Linked DNA regions of Homo sapiens: region 1 is linked to region 2. The links are chromatin contacts, found by Hi-C in ENCODE. All regions are on one chromosome and are shown on one strand. Each heading gives the region's core, a stretch centred on a gene start or an enhancer-like site at or near the end of the contact. The rest is flanking DNA. Distances are from core to core; before and after follow the strand shown. Region 1 holds the start of RASA2 (RAS p21 protein activator 2). Region 2 holds the start of COPB2 (coat protein complex I subunit beta 2).

Region 1 (3,216 bases), core at 717-3,216, 2.1 Mb after region 2:
AGCATTTCCACTTTACTGTTAAAGAAACAGGTTCAACCGGGCGCAGTGGCTTACACCCAGCACTTTGGGAGGCTGACGCGGATGGATCACTTGAGCCCAGAAGTTCAAGACCAGCCTGGGCAACATGGCAAAACCCCATCTCTACCAAAAATACAAAAATTAACTGGACATGGTGGCGCGCACCTGTAGTCCCAGCTACTTAGGAGGCTGACATGGGAGGATAGCTTGAGCCCAGGAAGTTGAAGCTGCAGTGAGCTGAGATCGTGCCACTGCACTCCAGCCTAGGCAACAGAGCAAGACTGTCAAAAAAAAAAAGAAAGAAAGAAAGAGAAGAAACAGAAACAGGTTTAGGAAGGTTGAGTAACTTGCCCAAATGTAAAAGGGGTAGAAACAGGCTCTATGTCTGATTCTAAAAAGGGATGCCTTTAAAAATAAGGGGGAAAAAACCCTGTAACACGTTGATACTCTTTAAATGAGAATAATTTTAACAAGGGCAATGACAGAGAATGGAAAGGAAGGAAGAGATTTCAGCAGAGTCAGAAGGATGTGGCAACTGAAAACAGCATTGGGACAAGGGATAAGAAAAAGTCAAAGTTTCTGGCCTGAGTAACAGTATAAGATGTGAACTCAGATTTGGAAAGGGAGACAGGAAATTAAGTTTTGGACTTATGTTTGAAATGACAGCAAAACATTCATATAAGAGGAAGTGGTTCACTTTATCCAACAAGTGTAAAGATCACATGGGGAAATAGAAGTCACCTGCAACACAGGCAGAACTGGAAGCTTCGCTGGCCAGGTCCATGTTAAACTCTGACCATTCTCTGGGGCTGTCCAGCCTTTGCACAGGCGGCGCGTTTGTCTTCAGTTTTCAGGTTTCCCCGTCCTATTTCTTATCTCCCAGTGCCTCTGGCCTTTTCTGTGTCTCCCTCCAGAATGAGCTGGAGCTCTCTTCATCTTGACCTTTGTGTAGTCTCTGAGGTCTGAGGCCATCACTATGTCTGACCCTCAAAAAATATTTGTTGACTGACTGGCTTATTCCTGTTGTTGCCCTGGAAAAGAATTACCCTGCCCGATTAAGTCACAGTTTCTTCCTTCTTAGGGCAGCGTAGTTAACAACCTCAACACCAGGAAATTGTCTTCCTCATCACATACCAGGGTATTATTCATGCAGTTTACTCACTGTAAAGAGTTCCCTTGAAATAAAGCTAACAATTAGTCAAAGATTTACACATTTCCTAGGGTCAGTCAACTTTTTAACAAAGCCAACTTTTAGTAGTGGTGGCGGTGGCGGGGGGGAGCCCTTCTTTGCTTTTTCTGTTCCTGAAATACAAAAGTGATGGTAAATGCTTCAGAATTTCTCTATGAGAGGGTCTCAGGCACTGCACTCACGCTGGAGTTGGGGGTGGCTGGTCCTTTTCTTGAACCAGGTTTTGCAGAGAATTGGTCCTAGTAAAGAGTATTTGTGTGGGAGGAGTTTGGCTTGCTGGCGGGGAGTATTTGGATAATACTGGAAGAGCCTCAAATGCATCTCTTGCCTCCTTTTGAATAAGATACTTTTGAGGTCCACCCACCTGCCAAATTCCATTCTATTTTCTTCCCACAGGGAGTTTCCCTGATTGGGAAGGGCCTGTATTTCCCGCGAGCGTTAGGAGATGTGCAGGTCTATTCATTGGGGGAGCCCAATTCCCGGGAGGATTTAGGGATCACGGGAGGGCCGGGGCGTTCTCCTGGTGGGGATTTTAAGGCCGCTCAGAGCCACGACTGGGAGCTACCCTTAGCCAGCGCCCCAAGCCGGGAGTACGGTTCTCTGCAGGGTAGCCCGGCTCGGGGGTGGCGAAGGCGGTGAATGGAGACCCGGGGGGGGCGGGGGCGGGGCCGCGGCGGGCGGGGCGGGGCGGGGCGAGTCGGGCCGAGGCCCGGGGGCGGGGCCAGGCGCGCGGCTGGCCTGGGCCTAGGCCGCTGCTGGGCTCCGCCTCGCCCGGCTACGCAGGCGGCAGGGCTGCGGCACGGGCCGGGCGGCACCATGGCGGCGGCGGCGCCTGCTGCTGCGGCGGCTTCTTCCGAGGCGCCAGCGGCGAGTGCGACTGCAGAGCCCGAGGCCGGGGACCAGGACAGTCGCGAGGTTCGAGTGTTGCAGAGCCTGCGGGGCAAGATCTGTAAGCGGGGGCTGGGCTGAGGGGACGCCCTGGCGGCGCTGGGCGCGAGGCTGAGGGGGCGGCGGGTTCGCGGCGGTGGCGGCGCCGAGCTGCGCTGGGATCGCGGGCCCGGGAGGGGGCCTGGGCCGGGCGCGGTTGAGGCTGGAAGGGGGTGTGTTGGGGGGCGGCGTCGCCTCGACGGGGCGGCGTGGGCCGGGGCTGCTGCTCTCCGGAGGGAGTGGGAGCTGGAGATGGGCCTGGGGTGGGAGAGCCCGGGCTGCGCCGGCGTGAGGGGCTCGGTCGTGGGGAGCGGCCTGGACGCGGGGACGCTGGAGTCCGGGGCGCGGCCGGGGGCGCGGTCCGGGGGCGTGAGGAGCTTCCGGCCGCCCTCAGACTCAGGCCTTCGCGCGGCTGCGGGCGCTGGGGAGTGGCCCCGCGGTGGGAGCCGAGCAGTAATTATACGGAGGCGCGGCCCGAGGAGGTGGCGGGCTGGGAAGTGGGGCTGGCCCGAGGGGAGGGGGCTGTTCGTTTCCTGGGCTCGGCGAGCCTGGGAGAGGTTGAAAAAGGCGCCCTGAGCTGCAGGAAACGGGCCGCCCTGGGGCCCGAGTGGCTACCGCGCGGTCTGTTCGCGGGTGAGCGCCCCGGGAGGAGCTCGGCGGGACACCTGTACTTGCCCCACCTCGCTGCGGCCGGGACTTGAATCGAGGGACGGCGTGACAGGCGGGACTAAAGGCAGGATGTAGTGGCTTCCTGTGAGCAGGTCTCAAAACACAATCACCCAGCCCGCACTCAGCCCGCTTAATTCCCTTCCTTCTCATGCGTGTAATTGCTACTTTAGTGAGCGAGCCTACCAGTTGACTAAATACGAAATTTTGCTCAGAGTTGTCCGAGCATTACTGTGGACAGATTATTTGAGTTCTGTCATTTGAACATTTTAGTTTTAAAAACGACCCTTTGGTGTCAGGTTGCCATTTTTTTTTTCACAGTGGTTTATTTAGATGAAGTGCTTTTTGTTTTCTGTTTGTAAGAGAGATCAATAACATTTATTTTTGCATTTGTCGAAAATTAGCATTATTTTCTT
Region 2 (2,980 bases), core at 111-2,610:
CGGCAGCACATAGAGAGGAGATTAGCGTGGCCCCTGCGCAAGTATGACACGCAAATCCGTGAAGCGTTCCATATTTTTTATAAAACAAATTAAAAAAAAAAAGAAGGTCCATGGATTGTGGGGGGGGGTGTCTGTGAATGAATGCACTGAATTTTATGCAAAAATGTTTGTTTCTCTGTGCATTTTCCCTGGGAGTATTCCTAACTTTTTCCTAGTTCCAACTTTGCCACAATTAACCTTGTAGAAACATAATTTAAAAAAATTTTTTAACTTAAGATGAGGGACTTAATCCCTAGCGTCTTCAAGCTCCAAAATGTTTGATTCTGTGCTTCATAACAAGTTTTTTTTTTTTTTTTTTTGAGACGGAGTCTTGCTCTGTCCCAGGCTGGAGTGCAGTGGTGCGACCTCGGCTCACTGCAGCCTCTGCCTCCCGGGTTCAAGCGATTCTCCTGCCTCAGCCTCCTGAGTAGCTGGGACTACAGGGGCCCGCCACCACGCCCGGCTAATTTCTTTTTTTTTTTTTTGCATTTTCAATAGAGACGGAAGATATTCTTATACTATCGTTTTCTTTCCTTATTATTATAACACTCTTGTGCAAACTAGTCTAGGGCGTTTTTTAGGGTTACGGTGATAATAACAAAGTGCTCTAACAATTACTATTCTTACCAGCCACTGGATTTGCAAATGCATAAAAGCACACCAGCCAGTGTTATAAACAGCACCCCCTTCCTCCCAACCCTTCTTCTCCCCTTAGAAACCTAACAGCTGAGATATCAAAGCATTTGAAATTCCATTTTTGACTCCATATACATTTGTTTTTGGCTTCTTTGCTTGTTTATAGTTTGTAGCCAGCACACACTATCCCCAGAATAAGCCCAACAGGAGTGTAGATTAACTACCACCGTTTTAAAGGCAAACTTTAGTTTTACCAAAGCCTCCTACGGAGTTCAACACATTCGGCTTCTGTGTTTCCCTACACCACCGATCCCGCTGCAGACTGCAGGAGCTCTGGCAAGCGCCACAAGCGCCAGGGGAGACAAAACCCCTCACTAGCAGGCTTTGCCTCCCCAAATCACCCCGGTCCCCTAGGCCCCACCGCCTTCTCCCTTCCTGGAATCAAACGACCAAGACCCCGCAAGGCCTGAGGCGGCGGCCGCAGCGGGAGCCCAGACCACTGCTTACCGCGGCCCTCAGTCCAGAAGCTCCAGGAATCGGCCGTAACCTATGGGACCCCGCTCCCTTCTACGGGATCTGGACCTACCATGGCTGCGTCGGTCCAATCCCGGGAACCCTCGTTTGTTACCGGCTACTCAGGCCTTGAGATAAACCCACCGATCCACTGACCGTCAGACTGACTGACGTGGAACTTCCGGGAGCCGATTCTCGCGATAGTCAGAGGCCAGGGCCGGAGCGCCTGCGCAAACTGCGCGCAGGGCCGTCGTTTCCCAAGCCCCGCCCCAGTTTCCTAGGCAACGTGGCCTTCCAGACCGCTGGTAGTGGACTTGAGGCTGTCGGGAAGGAGGGGTGTGGCCTAGACCACTAAGGGCCGTGACGTGGTGCCGCTGAGCTTGGACCCCGACCAGAAGATAGAGATTGAAACGATGAGGAAAACGAAGTGCCTAATCCCCGCTGGACGCTAACTGCAGGGCAAGCTCCCCAGTGTTGTAGTTGTGTTTCGGAGGCCGAGAACCGCTATCGGGCTTCCTCGGACTCTGGCCCTGGAGGGGGGAAACGGCGAGGGAGAAGGCGAAACGAGTCTCCAGTGTGTTCTTGGGGCCTGGTGCGAGGCCCAGAGAATTCTCTGCAGGCCTTTGCCCGGGCACTGATTAAGGCTGCGAAGAGACGCACCGGGCTGCGGGCTTAGTAGCTTCAGGCTTCTGAAGTCAGAGGGAGGGCTGAGAGCTTACACTTCTGGAGCTCCCCGGGAGACGGCAACTACCCAACCGTGTGGGTGTGTTTGTGTATGTGTCTTTTGTTGAGCTTCGGCTGGCTGTGTTATTCATTCAACAAATATTTATCGATCTTCGGCAGTGTGTCAGACATACCTTCTTCTCAAATCTTCACATCAAACCTGAATTATCTCCATTTAATGATGAGGAAACTCGGGCTCAAAGAAGTTAAGTGTTCTAGCCAAGACTGCATAGTAAGTGGCAGATAAAACCTCAAAGTTGGGCCGGGCGCGGTGGCTCACGCCTGTAATCCCAGCACTTTGGGAGGCCGAAACGGGTGGATCACCTGAGGTCAGGAGTTCGAGACCAGCCTGGCCAACATGGTGAAACCCCGTCTCTATTAAAAATACAAAATTAGCCTGGCGTGGTGGCGGGCGCCTGTAATCCAAGCTGTTCCAGAGGCTGACAGGAGAATCGCTTAGAACCCAGGAGGTGGAGGTTGCAGTGAGCTGAGATCGCGCCACTGCACTCCAGCCTGGGCAACAGAGCAAGACTCTGTCTCAAAACAAAACACCTCAAAGTTTGTGCTCTTTCTACTACATAAAAATATCTCTTCATTAATGTGGCTGAATTCTAAGGGCCTGTGCCATAGGGGTTACACTACACAATAAAGTTCGAGAACATTTGCCTGTCACACGCACTGCACATCTCCTGTATTTCCTTTTTTTTTTTTTTTTTAAGAAAACATGTGGACCATAGAAAACTTGCCCTCTGGTTACACGTACAAACGTGTATTTTTAACTTGAGAGAAATCTTAAAGTCTTTTCAGACCTCCAGATTTTCAGAAAGGCAAAAAGAAAAATTATGTATTTGTGTGTGTAGATAATGATAATCAGAGGGAGATGATTTTGCACGAAATTATTTGGCTTTAGTAGGAGCCTTGAGCTAATGTGACTCTCTTCATGGGCCTCAGTTTTCATCATCTTAAAAAAAATCCAGCTACATGGTTTCTAAAGATCCTTCCATTTTTTTTTTTTTTATGTTTCTGTGGCATTCAATAGTGGAAAAAAGAGTCTGGAACTGGAGTTTAG

The links. Hi-C counts contacts between places; a loop is a spot of excess contacts on that map. Pooled maps may share reads with other maps.
Region 1: a loop to region 2 is called in a map of B cell, with 16 times the contacts of the local background. The contact joins the promoter of RASA2 here to the promoter of COPB2 in region 2. A Hi-C loop is called at or near these places in 2 of 168 maps with a recorded cell type or tissue (B cell and heart right ventricle) and 6 of 50 pooled maps.

Annotation. Positions count from the first base shown.
Region 1 is chr3:141,485,061-141,488,276 of GRCh38, forward strand. It overlaps RASA2 (RAS p21 protein activator 2), which reads left to right and starts at 1,967. Exons shown (of 24, transcript NM_006506.5): 1 at 1,967-2,156. The coding sequence starts at 2,024. RefSeq lists a silencer at 1,876-2,755.
Region 2 is chr3:139,388,287-139,391,266 of GRCh38, forward strand. It overlaps COPB2 (coat protein complex I subunit beta 2), which reads right to left and starts at 1,361. Exons shown (of 22, transcript NM_004766.3): 1 at 1,262-1,361. The coding sequence starts at 1,264. COPB2-DT (COPB2 divergent transcript) reads left to right here and starts at 1,517. Exons shown (of 5, transcript NR_121609.1): 1 at 1,517-1,647. It also overlaps the pseudogene LOC124906339. RefSeq lists enhancers at 1,039-1,288, 1,085-1,646, 1,579-1,878, 1,647-2,209, 2,089-2,198.